Regions from separate parts of the Homo sapiens genome. Here region 2 is linked to region 1. The links are chromatin loops, found by intact Hi-C in ENCODE. Cell type or tissue: A673. All regions are shown on one strand.

Region 1 (8,000 bases):
TGCTTTATGTACATTAACCTCATTTTAGTTCATTTAACTTCACAAGAAAGCCGTTGGTTAGGAATTTTTACCCTCATTTTACAGGTGGGAAAACGGAAACAGAGTTGAGTGACTTACTCAAGGTCTCAGAGTTAGTCAGTGGTAAAGTTAGTATTTGGATTCATGGCTATCCAATTACCCATACAGCATATTGAACAAGATCAAGAGGTTTAAAATACCTGTAAAATTTTTGATTAGTTAAATATGATGTGGAAAAATATAATAATGATGGCAATAAATAACCAATAAATGTTAGAAGACAGAGTTTAAGAGACAAGGATATGATACATAACCCCTTTTCTCCTGTAGAAGTAGATGAGGAAGTTATAGTAGAGGAGATGCGATGATAGTTCTGTAAAACTGTGAAGTAAGCATTGATTATTTGCTTGATTCATTAATTTACTTAACTAGGTTTTTGTTGGCCACTCTGTTGGGTGGTGGTATAGAAAGATCAGTAGGAAAGGTGCCTGCCTTTACAGAGTTGGCAGTCTTTTGAGTATGTAGACCATCCATGGGTAAATAGTGCAGAGGTTCAAGAATGATCATAGATTGTACTGATTACAAAGGAAGGTATATAATGTAGAAAGAGGTGCATGGTGGGTGGGAGGGAGACCTGTCCTGAGTTTTAAAGTTCATTATGTGAGGCAGGTAATATGGTCAAGATTCCAGGTAGAGAAAACAGGTGGTAGAAAGCCAAGAAGGTCCAAATGAGAGTGGGTAGGTTAGTGCAGTAATTGATGAGCCCGAAGACAGACAGATAGAAAGACTAGATCTTCCATGGCTGAACAAGATAGAGGTTGCTATAAGGCTGTGGGGAAGAGGCATGGTGAGATCCACATGTTAGGACAAATGCACTGGCTGCAGTGTGGAGAGAGGGTTGGAAAGGGGCCATGCTGGAGAAAACCAGTTAGGAGGCTGTTGCAGACAGGAGGAAAGTGACAAGGGCCTGATAGTGGGCAATGATGGGGGTTTTAGTGAGAAGGGGACAGCCCAGGTTATCAAAGAAAACGAGAAGAAAAGTTTCAAGGAGGAAGAAAAAGTAAATAGTATCAAATGATGTAGAGAAAAGATATTCATTGGGTTGAATAACAAGATCTCTGGTGACTCTTGCTAGAGAAGCAAGTGTTAGTGGTTCACAGAGAAGCCCATGGGGTGGAGGAGTGACCCAAGGGTGAGTGGGAAGGAAACACAGTGAGTGCCCAGTGTTTTCCTTTGCTACTCCCTGTGCTGATTTCCTCCTCTACTTCCAATCTCGGGAAAGAAAAAAAACACTTATTGGACAATTAGTGAAAACTAGTGCGTGCTGTAAGCCTCAAAATGACCCTATGATGTTGGGCCCACTGTGATCTTTATTTTCTAGGTGGGGAACAAAGAGCTTGAGAGATTTATACCCCAGCCCAAGATCCACAGTCATTAAATGGCAGGGCTCTAGTTCAAATCCAGGTCAGTGTGATTCCAGAGCTCACAGTCTCACCACTACTCTCTTCTAGAATTTACAGTCTTCATGCTTTGCTCTTCTCTCCTTCCCTCTCAAGACTGCAATCATGGAGCTGATAGACTTATTTTCACCAAAACATAAATGATGGGCACAGCTTATTATGTTTTTTTTCTGGATGCATTTTGAAATGACCATTGGATGTACTTCTTTTGCATTTTTATTGTGAAATACAGAACCAGTTTTGGCACTTTATGTAAGTGGAATCATTTGTATTCTTCTGTGTCTTGCTGCTTTTGCTCAAAATTGTATTTTGCGATTCATCCATGTTGAGTGTGGCATTAGTGCATTCATTTTCAATGCTGAATAATATTTCCTTACGTGAATTTACCATGTTATTTGCCATGCTATTTTATTCTTTAGGGACTTGTGGGTTATTTCTAGTGTTGAACAATTGTGACCGATGTTGTCTCTTTTTTTAAAAGTTCATTTTTCTGTTCAAGAAGGTCTAAGAATGTGATTTTAAACATCTTTAAATATTTTAGGAGGTCAGGATCCCTTTCCAATTCCCTTGAAATGAAACCTGACAAGTGGTTCCTGTGGGTTCCTGATTTGCTTACTCATGAGACCAAACCTGAGAAGTCTGAGGAGCATTTCTAAATTAAAATGTTTAAATAGGTCAGGTGAACTGAAAAAACAAAGAAACAGTTATTACCAGATCTCCCATTTCCCCTAGCTCTTCCACTTCATTGTTGCAATCTTAGCGAAATGCAGTCAGCTTGCATATTTTCCTGCATCGGTCCTTTGATCAGTAAAGTAATTTCTTTTCCTTCCTTTGTGCAAATCTTTTGATTATAGTAAGTTCATTCTTTAAAGACCAAACGTGGTAAAAAATATTAACAACTTGAATAATTTTAGCAACTATCTAAAATAACTTATTTTGCAGGGGATAAAACTAGAAATATTTACTTTTATAAAGTGAATCATCAAAATATAATACAACCAGTAATAAGATCATAGTGTATCATATATTTTAATAACAACATATAAGATAGACACAGTGTAGTATAGAAGTTCAGGGTATAGGCTCTGGAGTCAGAAAGACCAGGTTCAAATTTCAGTTCCACTTCTTACTGCCCATGTCAATGTGGTGAATTTCTTAACCTTCTAGAAGTAGCTTTCCTCAATTATAAAATAAGGATAATAGTAGTATCTATTTTAATAGGGCCATTGTGACCATCAAGTAAAAAACCTCAATAAATGTTAGTTGTTGTTGATATATTTAGCACATCCAAAGGGTAGAATAACCAGAGTATTTATTAACAAATCTTGTCAGAGATAGTTATCTGCTTATGTTATAGCTATTTATTCAACATTTAATAGGCTCCTCTTCTGAGGCAGAGGTTGTGGATCAGACAAAAGTACAATTTGTGGAGGTAAGACAATTAGAAAATTATGATCAAGTGGCAATGTTAAATAAAATATATTTGAAAACATAAAGTAGGAAGTGATTGCAGAATGTGGATCAATTGAAGGTACAACTTTCTAGGAATTGTATTTTGAATTTGATCTCAAACGAGGTAATAGCCACAACTTTGCCACGAAGAAAATTGAAGTTCTTTCTTCCAGAAAATGTGTGCATGTAAAGAATAGAAGGAAAAATGAGTACGACCTCTTTTGGGGGATAATAGGAATGGAAACTGTGAATGGAATGGGTGAAGAAGGGAGACATAATTGGTGGAATATTTTATAAACAGCTTTTCTTAAGACTCATATTTATTAGATGGTAGGAAAAATAAAAATTCAGTTCCATTTGGATTGGCTTACTGAATTATAAACTTATTAAGGCAAAATGTGACCAATCTGGCAGATTAAAGAAAAGTGGTAATATTTTGGCAAAATAAACTTTCTATATTTTCCTTTTCTTAATAAAGATATAAATAATAAAGCACTTTGACATTTCAGAGATTTGAAATTTATATTGAAAAACCACTCTTGAAATTCCTGTCAGTCATTTGAATCATTTGCTTCTTTTGTCATCTTCTTGTTACTTTTTTTTTTTTTTTTTTAAAGATAAGACTCCTTCCCTATTGCTTCGACTATAGTTAGTATTTTCTAGGTTGGCTGTAGGGATTGTTCCCTGAAGCTTATATACCTCACCACGCGTTGACGACTCCCCCAGGTCAATAGAATCCACTAGGTGGCGCCCAGGTCTACTGCCGCGTCTCGTCTCCGCTGGGCGCAAATCTTGGAACAGCTGTGGATGTTCGAGGAGTGGTTGGAGAGATCAATATGATCCATGTGGAGCAGCTTCCCTACCGTCTGCTCCAAAAGGCTGTAAGCCTGGTGTCCTTCAAACTGTTACTGTAATGAAATACCCGAATATGGACAATGATGGTGTGGTTTTGAGTACGAGAAAGCCTGCGGTTTTGCTTCGTGAGACTTAAAGACGAGCAGGCAGACAGGCATCCATCCAGCTGCAGTTCATAGCCGATGCCCCCGACAAGTAGCAGGCTGGCGACTGAGAAGCTCCCCAGAAGCTACCTTTAATGCCCAAAGATTGATTTAGGCAATGACACTGCAATGTACGGAAGGGGAAAAAGGGACGAGAGGAAGGTATCAAAAAGAGGGAGATTATTTCAATATTAACTTGAGTGCAGGCATAATTCGCTCTCATTTCTGGCAGGCAATTGAGCACTCTGCTTCATATGCAAAATCGAGGGTACATTCTGATGTAGATTTCAGATAGCGGGAAATGAAGGTATTTTGTTTTTCTTTTAAATTGCATTGGGCAATTTCCTTTCTTATATGAAACGCTGTAGGCTTTGTACAATTATTTTATACGTTATTACCATTCTTCTAAAAAGGGACAGCTTTTTTCTTTCCAATTTAAAGTAGTGGATAATGACTTTGGCAGCATTTTCCTGCCTTTTTCAAGTTTATGGAACCCATTCCTCATCATTAGGCTGAAGATGCAGATAAGAAAGGACGAGCCTTTTTCTGGAGCTTGTCACATCAATGTTGCTTCTTAGGTGATTAAAAAGAAAGCAGCGAGGATCTTGGAGAAAACGTCTGACAAAAGGTAATGGAAACCCAGAAACAGACGAAAACCGGTGATAGATTAGGCAAACCTTCTCTGCTAAGTGCATGTGTGCATTTCAGCTCAGGAACAAAAATAAGACCCTGTTCTACGGAGGCTCTTAAAAAACTGACCTGTGCTGGCCCCACACGCTAAGGTTTATTTGAGGCGCCCGAAGGTGATTAGATCCAGGAGGAGGCGTTTTTCTGCAGTTTAGCTTAGGAACTCAGAGCCAGCCAAATGCTTACTGCAGCTGCTTGTTGGCTGGTTCAAAGGTATAGAGCTGCTTTAATTAAAATCGGCAGGCGCGTTTTGATTTTGGTCAAAATAGATTTTGTTATTTTTAAACTTCCTGTGGAATTAAAAAAAAAGTATTTTTATTCCCTTTTCTTTTGTCCAGCATTCTTATTCCCATTTCCATCCTCTGCTATCATAATAATGGGAGGGGGTTCAGTATGGAATTCTAAAAATCTCCCCAGGTTTATCTCTTCAGGGATACGCGATGGTCCAACAAAAACATCTTTAGCACAAATGTAGCTTGGAGTATATGGAAATTGTGTAGTAGTCACAGAGGTATTTCTTAAAAATATCTTTGCTAATAATTTTGGTAGGCTAGAAGTAGATGAGTGAACATGATATTCAACTATGGAAGGTATTTTGCCTGGTGTTCAGTTGGTTTATTGTTTTGAAGGAGGGAAATTGGCATGCAATTTAATAAAGAAAGTACTTTTTCTAAAACGAAACATTTATTTCTATTTATTAAAATATGGTATTTCAATATGCAACAAAGAAAAAATGATTTCTGGTATGATACTAGAAACAAATCTGGAAGTGAAAAAAAGGATGACTAAAAAACATTGTAGTTAACAATATAAATCTCTAGAAGCAATATACTTTTCACCTCTGGGTGCCACTGTTCAACTGCTTCTCGTTTTTATGACTGTTTGAAAGCCAGATGCTTCTTGTAGATGTATTCTTAAAAGAATCTGTTAAAGAGACATTTTCTCTATCTCTAGTTATCTGCTAAATAACTTTTTTGGCACCTGGAGTAAATTCAGCATGGTTGTGATTTTCCATTTTAATTACCAAATGATGACCAAATAATATTGAAGATTGTTTATATGGGCAATTGGCTAGGTTAAAAGCCTGATTTCATCTCTTATGGAAATGAATTTTGTATTTGCCTTTCTGGTAGGCATTTAACCAGAAAAAGCCTTTAAAACACAAGGGAGTTTTAGGTTAAATTTGTTATCATTTGTAGGTATGATTTTAATTCTGCACAAATGTTTCAATACAAATAAATTTTATAAAAGAGAAGTAATGGGTAGACATTGGAAGGAATTAATCAATGAAAATATAATTTCAAGAACCTAACTTTGTTAACTGAAATATTATTTTTCACTTAATTTTAAAGCTTAATTCCTTTAGCAATTCCATGAAAAAAACCCTACAGGAATTTGTCTACATATTTTCTGAATTCTTCTCAGGTGTGATTATTTTAATAAAAATAACAATATTTGTAATTTTGCAAAATGTATGAGTAATTTTTTTTTTTTTACAAACTAGGCAGTGAATTAGTATTTTGTAACAAGAAACAAATGCACATATTCGGTTGGTTTTTAAATCTCTAATTACTTATTTTAAACTTGGGGCTTATCAGAAATGCGAGAGAAAGTGGTTATAATGCCAAAGTTAATTTTGTTTTGTCATATACAAAGTAGTTAATCTAAAAATTATTGATTGATATTCTCCCTCTTTTAACTCTTTTAGGACTCGATATTTAAAGCAAAACTAATTTATCTAGGTGTTCTACGGCACAAAATTAATTCTCCTGGGACTGGTCCAGGCCAAGCCTCATTATGGAACGGTTCCTCTTGCTGAACTAGTCTAAGCCTGATTCTTACTGGGATACTTTTTTAGAGTTATTTGCAACAAAGAATTTAACCCTTGAGAAGCTACAGAATTGACTTTCAATATTATACATATTAGGCCATTTGAGGGGATCAGGAAGACATTAAAATCAGAGTGTGTTTTTTCCTTGTGGGTGCTTCCTGGGACTTTGAAGTTAGGCAATTGTATTTGTGTATACTGCAGGGATTTTAGTTTTGTAATCATATACCAGAATTGAAGTGTTCATTTAAGACATTTTTTACCCTTCCCTAATCTGCATCACAACAAGCATATTACTGACCCTGTCTTTTTCATTTATATATAAGTGGTGAATTTACCTCTTTGCCTGGGTGCCCAAATAGTTGTTCAGATCATACAGCAAGTTTCACTGACTTTCTTTGCTTAATGTCTAACTGAATCATTTGGTTACTTGGTGTTTTTGTGCATACATAGACCCCAAGATTGTAACTGTTAAACAGCTACAAAAGTAGTTCAGCATCATTCATCAGTTATATTTCCTTTACTGTGTGTGTGTGTGTGTGTGTGTGTGTGCGTGCGTGTGTGTATAATATCTTTGCAAAATATTATTGGCGAATAGATTTTTTAAATGTCAATTTTTGTGTTGACTTTTTGCCTTTTGTGTAGCAGTTAGTTCATAAAGATTAGGCCATTTTCCACTGGAGAATCTCTTGCATTTTAAGGTTCTTTGCTCATTGTGGGCATCTTACCAAATTTTTTCACTGAAGTAGTTTTCCTCATTCAAAATGCCACATTTTCTATTAGAATGTTACTAATCTGGCTCAATATATTTTCCCTTTGTGGCTGGTAAGGAATATTTATTTGATGCTAGTGAGGCGGCCCAATCTACCAGCCAGGTCTTTCACAGAGAACAAGATGGTGGTCAACTTGAGGATGGGTAAGTGTCTTTGTGATGGAAAGCAATAATTTAGTCTTTAGTAGGCTGCTTGCTCTACATGCTAACAAACCGACACCTTTCCTCACTCCCCTTCTCCCAGACAGATTTCTGTTGGATTAGTAGTAGGTTGACTTGTTCCGTCTCACATAGATATACTTCCAGAAGGTGTCGCGGTGATGCTGTGAGACTTAACTTGTCAACCTAAACTCTTTTTATCTGAAATGCAATAACAATTGCCAAGTTTTCCTAATATAAAAATAGTCTAAATCAATTATCCAGGCTATTGTTAAGCCACACTAAATTATGGGATTAATAAGCAAACATTCAGGTAGTTCAGTGGCATTTGATAAGGAAATTTAATTTACTCACATAAGATTACACTTAGAAAATTATTGGCCAGGCGTGGTGGCTCACTCCTGTAATCCCAGAACTTTGGGAGGCTGAGGCGGGGGATCACCTGAGGTCGGGAGTTGGAGACCAGCTTGACCAATATGGAGAAACCCTGTCTCTACTAAATATACAAAATTAGCCAGGCGTGGTGGTGCATGCCTGTAATCACAGCTACTCGGGAGGCTGAGGTAGGAGAATCGCTTGAACCCAGGAGGCAGAGGTTGCAGTGAGCTGAGATCACGCCATTGCTC
Region 2 (8,000 bases), 170 kb after region 1:
TTGAATGACCACAGTATGACCAGAAATTGGTGAAGCTCAGGAGAGCTGAGGATCTAAAGATGCTTCCTTGAACCAGTTCCAAATCACTGTCCTTTTAAAGACTGACTTTCTCTAATGGAAATAATGAAAGACAATTATTTCTGATGAGATGTTTGGGGCTTCCTGCCTCCCAATAGTCAAAGAAACAGTTTGAGGAAGCTTCACACAGTATCTCTGTGTTTCTCCTAATTCCTTTTAATTCCTATACACAACAATATTGAAGAAATGAAATCCTGAGGTTCTGCAGGACATTCCACATGTATTTACCATAAAGAAGAGAACCTGTCTTGAAGAGTACTACGGAGTAGGACATTACATATAGAATGCATATGTGTTTGCAGATGGGGGTCCTCAGACACATTCACCACATTTATGATCTATAGACTCCCCCTAAGATAGTTCCCTTTTAAAGCACATTGGTTTGGGAGGTGTGAAATTAATCTGTAATTGATTAGAGTTGGGGATGTCCCCAGTCATCCTATGTAGGCAGAGAGTTCACTTGAGTGTTCCCCCTGCTCTGGACTGTAGGGAAACACACCGAGAGCAAGACAAACTTTCAAAATGCAAACCTGTGGCTTGGATTTTGAATGCCTGCCTATCCTGCACTTCATCAGTCAGGGGCTTTAATAAGATGCAAGCATTTATTATATGAAGTCTCTAAAATTAATAAAAGCCCTTTCCCATGCATTCTGTGGAACTTGATGCAGAGGTTTACAGCTTGGGAAAGATGAAACTCTTATAAAACCTACCACAAGTATGGCCCATGGTAAGATTGCTTTGGTTTGGTCAAAAAAATAGAGGAACTTGAATCCAGGCACTGAGTAATTCAAGGGGTCATAGAACACTGATGAGTATTGAACCAAAGAGTTCTCTGGTGTGAGAAGCATGGCAACCCTTCATGGTTTTCTAATGTGCTGCCCATCAGTTTGCCTGATAGTAGGAGGGTTTTCCAGGGGTAACTAATCCAAATGCTTTGTGACAGATCTTGGCTTTATGGCAAATTTTCAAGCAGAGTTGAATGGCTTTGGGTGGTTGAAATAATTCACTACGATGTAGCTTGACATGTGACATCTTATTTTATTAAGGAGAGAAATTGGAATGGAAATCACGAGCATGAAACATTCTTCGCTAAAATAAATCAGTAATAATTCCCTATAGGTTTAGAGCAGAAATGAGGTTTAATCTTATAAGTCCACCCTTATGACATCTGACAATCAAATTAAAACCAGGTGTAACCTGTGTCACCGCGGTCTGTCCCTTCCAACCACTTTCTGGTTTTCGTAGCTACTATATGTGATTCTGATAAGTAGCACATGCTCCTCTGGTAGGAACTTGCCAAAATATGCAATAAAAATCACAAAATCTTGCAAAAAGAACAACCCTCACCCCCTACCTTTTTGGTTTGAATTTACAGTGTGGAGTGCTGAGAGCTCGTTGCTCATAGGAAAGATTATTTTTCATCCTACCTACTCCTGGCCAGCTGATTGTTGTATGTGCCTGATGGCCTCCAAGGCCATTGTTCTAAGAAAGGACCAGTTTGAAACACATTAGGATGAACTAGGATTTAATCTCCTTGACAGGAAGTCATAACTGAACCTATCTCTAAGGGTATAGCCTGGGATCTTCAGAACCAACACTTCTTCCTCTATTTATATTCCTGGTTAAATGCTTATTATTCTTTAAGCCTAAACTTTTACAAGTAATTAGCAGTTGAACCTTCCCTAGGCTCAATTCTCTTACCTATTTTTCTAACCAAATTCCCACTGAAATCAACAACTAGGCTTATAGATTTAATTTAGACTAATTTAATTTTAATAGATGACTCGCAGTTACTTTCACTTGGAAGTTTAAATTAAGAAAGTGCCAGCAAGTAAACTAATGGATTTGGTATTTCATAAATATTTACCTTTAAAATGCTAAGCCTTGTTGTGTCCATAAAGGAAATGGACCTGCTTAACTTTTAGAAAGCATAAAAATCAAGTAAATGATTCATTAGAAATAATAGAATACTTACTATCAACCCTACGAGTGCTAGCAACTACCTAAAATCCTATTCTCCATATTGAGAAGTGATTGGTTAAAGAATAATTTTTCACAAGTGACTGTATTGAATATTCATTCACCTTGGGAGTCAAGTCAGGGTGAGGGCAGCTTTGTCAAGGGAGCAGAATTCTGACAGTGCAAATTTCATTCGTTTCTGATTGCTCAAAGGAACAGTCACTCCAACCAAAATGTATACATCCAGGCCTTGATGCTATTTTAAGAAAAAAAATGATTAGTCTCTTTCTTGCTCTGAAAAGTCTAGCTCATGCAGTTCTTGTTGACTTTCAGAGACTTTGAAATAATTTTGAGACTGGATTTGCTTGTTGAAGCCTTTGAGAAATGTTATGGTTAGAACTGACCAACATTAACCCACGTTTTAAATTCTGTGTGGTTTCCCCCAACTTCCATTCTGAGTTCTAATGTCTTTTCATCCTGGCCAGAAGCTGTAGCTATTTTTCTCCATGCTTGACCTAGCCATTTATCCCACTTTCTTTTGGCAGAAGAATAGAAAACAACATTTGCAGCATTCCTAAATTAATTATACTTTTCTCAAGCTAAAGAACTGTGACAGAGCCACAAAACAGCAACTGAAAACTAATTCCTTAAAAGAATATGAAAAAAGGAAGTTGTATAAGATAGGGTAATTAATCTTGCAATAAAAATAATTGTTTACAGTTAAAATTAATGTAACATGCATTCCTCAGCAGATAATAAATTATGGACTTTCTCATTAGCATTTGAATTGATTTCCTCTAATTTCTGAGGAGCACATGAGCATGTGACTAGATTAAGTTTAATTGGACTACAGCTGGTGCTGATTGTACGCACATGGGGTGGGGGCTTTGCTGACTGATTGGCTGTCTCTGCATTTTGTTTCCATTGTCTTTCTCCTTCTCCACTATTTTTCCCTACAGGTAGAGAGATTGAAGATACTGGGGTCTTAAAATAGAATTAACTAGAGAAAAGACTGTGGTTTTGGATAATGTTACCCCATGAGCTTCTACCAAGAATGATTATAATACATGATTATCATATAATTGTTATTACCATCTTCTCTTCATTATATAATTATTATTTCATTAACAACTAACCGATTGAATGTTTACCGTGAGCTGCAGTTGTACTAAGTACTTCACGTACCGTTTAATCTTCACAACAGTTTCACTCAAGGTGTTTCATTCTTCCCATTTTCTGGGTGAATAGACTAAGGCTCAGAGGGGTAAAATAATTTGTCAAAGGTAACACAGATGAACATGGTACAGTTGAGATTAGACCTTTTTTTAAAAAAAAAAACAAATTCTAGGGATTACACCCTTAACCACTTTATTATTCTGATTATTTGAAAAATCAAGCAGTCCAGTTACCCTATTGATAGAGAATGAAAAATCAGTAGCCTAAGCATCTGGGTATGTCAAATGGCATCTATACCAGGTGGAAAACAGCAAAAGAGGGGTTAACTTACAGCCGATGAAGAGCGATATGATCACCACGGAGATGGGGAGGATTTCTAATAGGCCCATAATTAGGAAAAAAGCATGGGTCCAATTAATATTGGGCTTGTGATTGGACTTGTGGAAAGAAACCAATATTTCCATAAAGGGGAAGAATTGGTAAAATTTCGGCCAATGCTACTGGAGAGTCTGATTCGAGCTGAGAAAATTAGGAACACAAGGGTAATTGTAGACTTTTAGTCCTACAATAGGAGTTTTTCTCTTAGAATAAATTTCTCACTCAGATGAAGTAGAACTATTCAGAACAATTTGAAAAATAAGCTCCTCCAGAGAATTCTATGGGGACTTCAATGGTGTGAAGCTTTGTGACTTTCTCACTTGAGTAGGGACTTAGATTCTGTAAGTATTTGGCTCCTCCCGGCGGGAATGTCTTGAACCTTTTGCTTTATTGATATGCAGGAAAAGAAGCTACTTTGGAGTAGGAATTCTTTCTGCAGAAGATAAAATAATTTTAGGTGGATTTAATGGCTTCTTCTGGGTTGCCATTAGCACCTGTACTGATTTCACTCTGCCTTGTCATATAGTAAGTTGTTTATAAAAGTTCCCTATAGACCGTGTACTCCTTGAGAATGGGGCTCACATTAGGTGTAATAAATACATAAAAGTGTAAAATAAAATTTTACTATTTTTTTTTTTCAGAGACAGAACCTTGCTCTGTTGCCCAGGTGACACTATCATGGCAGCCTCAAACTCCTTTCCTCAAGTGAACCTCCTACTTCTGCTTCCCAAAGTGCTGGGACTACAGGCATGGACTACCATGCCTGGCTAATTTAAAAAAATTTTTTAGACATGGGGTCTTGCTGTGTTGCTCAGGCTGGTCTCAAACTCCTGGGCTCAAATGCCCCTCCCACCTGGGCTTCCCAAAGTGCTGCGATTATAGATGCGAGCCACCACACCAGGCCTAAAGTTGGGTCTTGAAAGTTTTTTCACCCTGTCTTATTTGCCATATATATCTTAATGTTGTACTTTTTGGTTCTTTATAAATTCATGTGTTGATATAGGTAATTATATGGAGAAATAGAAATTGATCATGGTATCCCAATATCAGTGTGGATGAAAAAAGAATTGAGGAAATGTGATATGTGGGGTTATATTCCTGCCACCTTTGAATAGAAAATTTTTGATCAAGACTGCCAGAGTATTAAACATGTCAGCTATATTTTTAAAAAATATACATACATGCACACACCCATTTTAGGTCTAGTTTATCCTCCCTGATTAAATATTAACCATGGGTAGGAAAGAAAAATTAGACTGTAGGCTGATGTGCTGATATTTTGAGTGAACAATGTGTCCAGTAAAAATGCCAACAGACCAGCCTGCTTGGAGCCCGTTTTGATCCTTTGACTCTTTGTGTGTTTTACTAAGTTTCTAAACGTCTCTTCTCTTTTTCCTTTTTCCTCTGTTTGGAGCTGTTAAAAATCTGTGATCCGGCTGGGCGTGGTGGCTCATGCCTGTAATCCCAGCACTTTGGGAGGCCAAGCCAGGCGTATCACCTGAGGTCAGGAGTTCGAGATCAGACTTGCCAACACGATGAAACCCTGTCTCTACTAAAAATCCAAAAAAAAAAAAAAAAAAAAAAAAAAAAAAAAAAAAAGAAGTAGCCGGGTATGGTGGCAGACACCTGTAATCCCAGCTACTTGGGAGGCTGAGGCTGGAAAATTGCTTGAACCCGGGAGGTGGAGGTTGCGGTGAGCCGATATCGTGCCATTGCACTCCAGCCTGGGCAACAAGAGCATAACCCGTCTCAAAAAAAAAAAAAAAAAATTCCGTGATCCATGTCCTTTGTTTCAGTTTTATATTAACTCCAAACACAGACCCACTTAAATTTTCCCAGTAAACAAACTGCCACGTTGTTGCAGTCTCGCTTTTTCACCTCATTATGGCCTGAGCAGAGTGTGATGTCACACTTGACCCAATACCTGTCTGCCCATAAATGACACAGCCTGTTCCCCTTTTGCTTCCTGGCTCGAGCACCGGGAAGGAGCTTAGTATGAAATTCATGCTGTGATGACAGATTTAAAAGTTGCTACAAACTCTAACAGACAGCAACTGCAGTTTGTAGACATATACAACATGTACTGCTCTCTTGTATTTTTAAGTGATGACATTCTTCGTTTAAAGAGTTACATTATATAGCTCATTACTGTTGCCTGTCTATGAAATGAGGGTGGTAGAGAGTAGGGGAAAGAAGGCTAAATTGGATATGAAGACATTTACCAGAAGAATTTTCCAAATGTTAATGGCCAGCTTAAAGGGCTGCACACGTGTTGCAATGTAATTGGATTTGATGCCTTCTGGGGACTTTGAAGCTTTTCCTGCTCTTGCCCATTGTATTTTGTGGCATAGAATGAGCCCCTTAGATTTCTAACAGTTTGGCTCGGAAGATCCACATGGTGCTAAATTGTAAATCTGCAGACAGCCAACAAACAGTGGGCTAAGCTCCAGTGACTCTGGTTTGGTTTGGGCTTTTCAAGCAATTAAATGAATGTCGGTCTCTAAACGTCTCTGGGGAGGTACAATGGGTTACAAGGAGAATTTACTGGAAGGGGCAAGAAGAGGTTTCTTCCCTGTTGCTGGAGCTTTTCCTGGAAAAACAAAAAGAATGAGCAATTGCATCCAAATGTGTCCTGAGAATCTTGCCAACCTGTTAGTCTCTTTGTCCCTGCCACCTTCCTAGTCCATCTGAATTTCCTATTGGGAAAACCCTGGTTTCTTTCCACATGAAGCAATTGCAACTCAGAATGAGTTTATATAGAAGGTGAATAAATGTGTGTTTTAGTTGATTCCCTTTGGTCATTTTCAGTCTCTTGGAAAATGGTTATGTTCTTTCATCAGAGCAGGAACAAGATGCCCCCTGAGCTTGACATCAGTAGGGAGGTTGTTTCTGCAGTGGGTTGTCTTCAGATTTCTGGCACTGGGAGAGAACCGTGCTGGGCAGCAGTGAGGCATCAGGCTGGGTACCCAAGCACCAGGGCTCCTGCCCTCTCTGAAATCATGAGTGGAGTCCAATGAAGGCTTTGGGTTGCTGATGCCTAGTCTAGATGAAGTCAGTTATGACTCCTGTTATAATTCAGGAGAAAGTTTTATTAAACTGTGGAAGGTCCTTGATTTAGGGAACTATAAATGATTCCTGCAGAAGAGGGGGCTATTGGCTGCACAGTGATTTGTAAAGTGGGCTGAAGCTTCTTGAGGAAGGTTCCTAGAAGGTTTCTTGAAGTTGCACTTGCTTGAGAACAAATTTGGCAATGGAATGGCCTAGAAAAGTAAATTCTTTACCCTCAGTTATTTCTTCAAAATCATAGGCTTGCAATTCTCATTCTTGTGAGGTTACTGAATTACTACCTTAGAATGCTAGCTGAAATGAAGGATGGTAGGATTGGACTGACTCTTCGTTAACTTTTTTTTCTTTTTGAGATGGAGTTTCGCTCTTGTTGCCCAGGCTGGAGTGCAATGGCACGATCTCCGCCTCCTGGGTTCAAGCGATTCTCCTGCCTCAGCCTCCCGAGTAGCTGGGACTGCAGGCATGCACCACCATGCCCAGCTAATTTTGTATTTTTAGTAGAGATGGGTTTCTCCATGTTGGTCAGGCTGGTCTTGAACTCCCAACCTCAGGTGATCCACCCACCTCGGCCTCCCAAAGTGCTGGGATTACAGACATGAGCCACTGCGCTGGGCCTTCATTAACCTTTTAACTTTCTGCTTGGTTTCCTATTCTGAGGGCCTATTGTTGTATTATAAAAATACTCCATTTGGTTTGGTCTTTAAAAATGATCCATAGTCATTGAGTATAGAGAGCAATGTGACATTAAGAGGATAATACTTGAATATGAATATTTTTAGTGACTGCGTTTGGACTTAAACTAGCTAACAACAGAAATAAAAGGAGCAAGACACTCTGAGAAAACTCTCCATCTGCTTTTGTGTCTAAAGCTCAGGAGAACAACCTGAATGTTAGATGAGTCTCCAAATTCAGCAAAATCTCTAAACTACTAATGCCAACTGTTAGGCATCAAGGATCATTAAGCAGATTCACCATTCCTCCCAATATGGACAATAATGTGTCAGACACTGTGTCAGGTATCAGGAAGCAGTAAAGAAGTTTGTCACATTCTCTGATCCTAAGTAGGTTGTGAAGACAGACACAAAAAAGATTGATAATACAAAGTGGCTCAACAGTCTGGTGGTGTAATCATGCTCTGGGAATTTGAAAAGTGTGCTCATTTGTCACTGGGGTTGTAGGAGAAACTCATCACCAACTATTGGATGTTTTCATACTCATTATCTCATTTAATCTTTTCAACATCCCTGACATGTAGATGTTATTATTTTCATTTACCTGATGAGGAAATTGAAGCTCCCAGAGATTAAGTAACATGTTCAAGATACCACAGCTAGAAAAATGTA

The links. Hi-C counts contacts between places; a loop is a spot of excess contacts. Peaks named below come from ENCODE experiments on the same cell type or tissue, not always from the same donor. Only the 100,000 strongest peaks of a DNase experiment are listed, where the experiment ranks them.
Region 2: it touches region 1 in a loop (6-fold over the local background); 10 of 110 quality-filtered maps call a loop at or near these places.

The regions. Positions count from the first base shown.
Region 1 is chr2:177,144,777-177,152,776 of GRCh38, reverse strand. The region is part of intron 1 of LOC105373760 (a long non-coding RNA gene); the gene reads left to right. Among named protein-coding and RNA genes, the nearest start is that of MIR4444-1, 64 kb to the left of the region's middle. RefSeq lists an enhancer at 3,679-4,402. In A673, CTCF peaks have their summits at 3,673 (motif pointing right) and 5,446; DNase peaks (open chromatin) are centred at 3,696 and 5,486; H3K4me3 peaks cover 963 bases; H3K27ac peaks cover 1,213 bases.
Region 2 is chr2:176,975,054-176,983,053 of GRCh38, reverse strand. No RefSeq gene overlaps it. Among named protein-coding and RNA genes, the nearest start is that of MIR4444-1, 230 kb to the left of the region's middle. In A673, a CTCF peak has its summit at 3,960; a DNase peak (open chromatin) is centred at 2,763; H3K4me3 peaks cover 675 bases; H3K27me3 peaks cover 1,088 bases.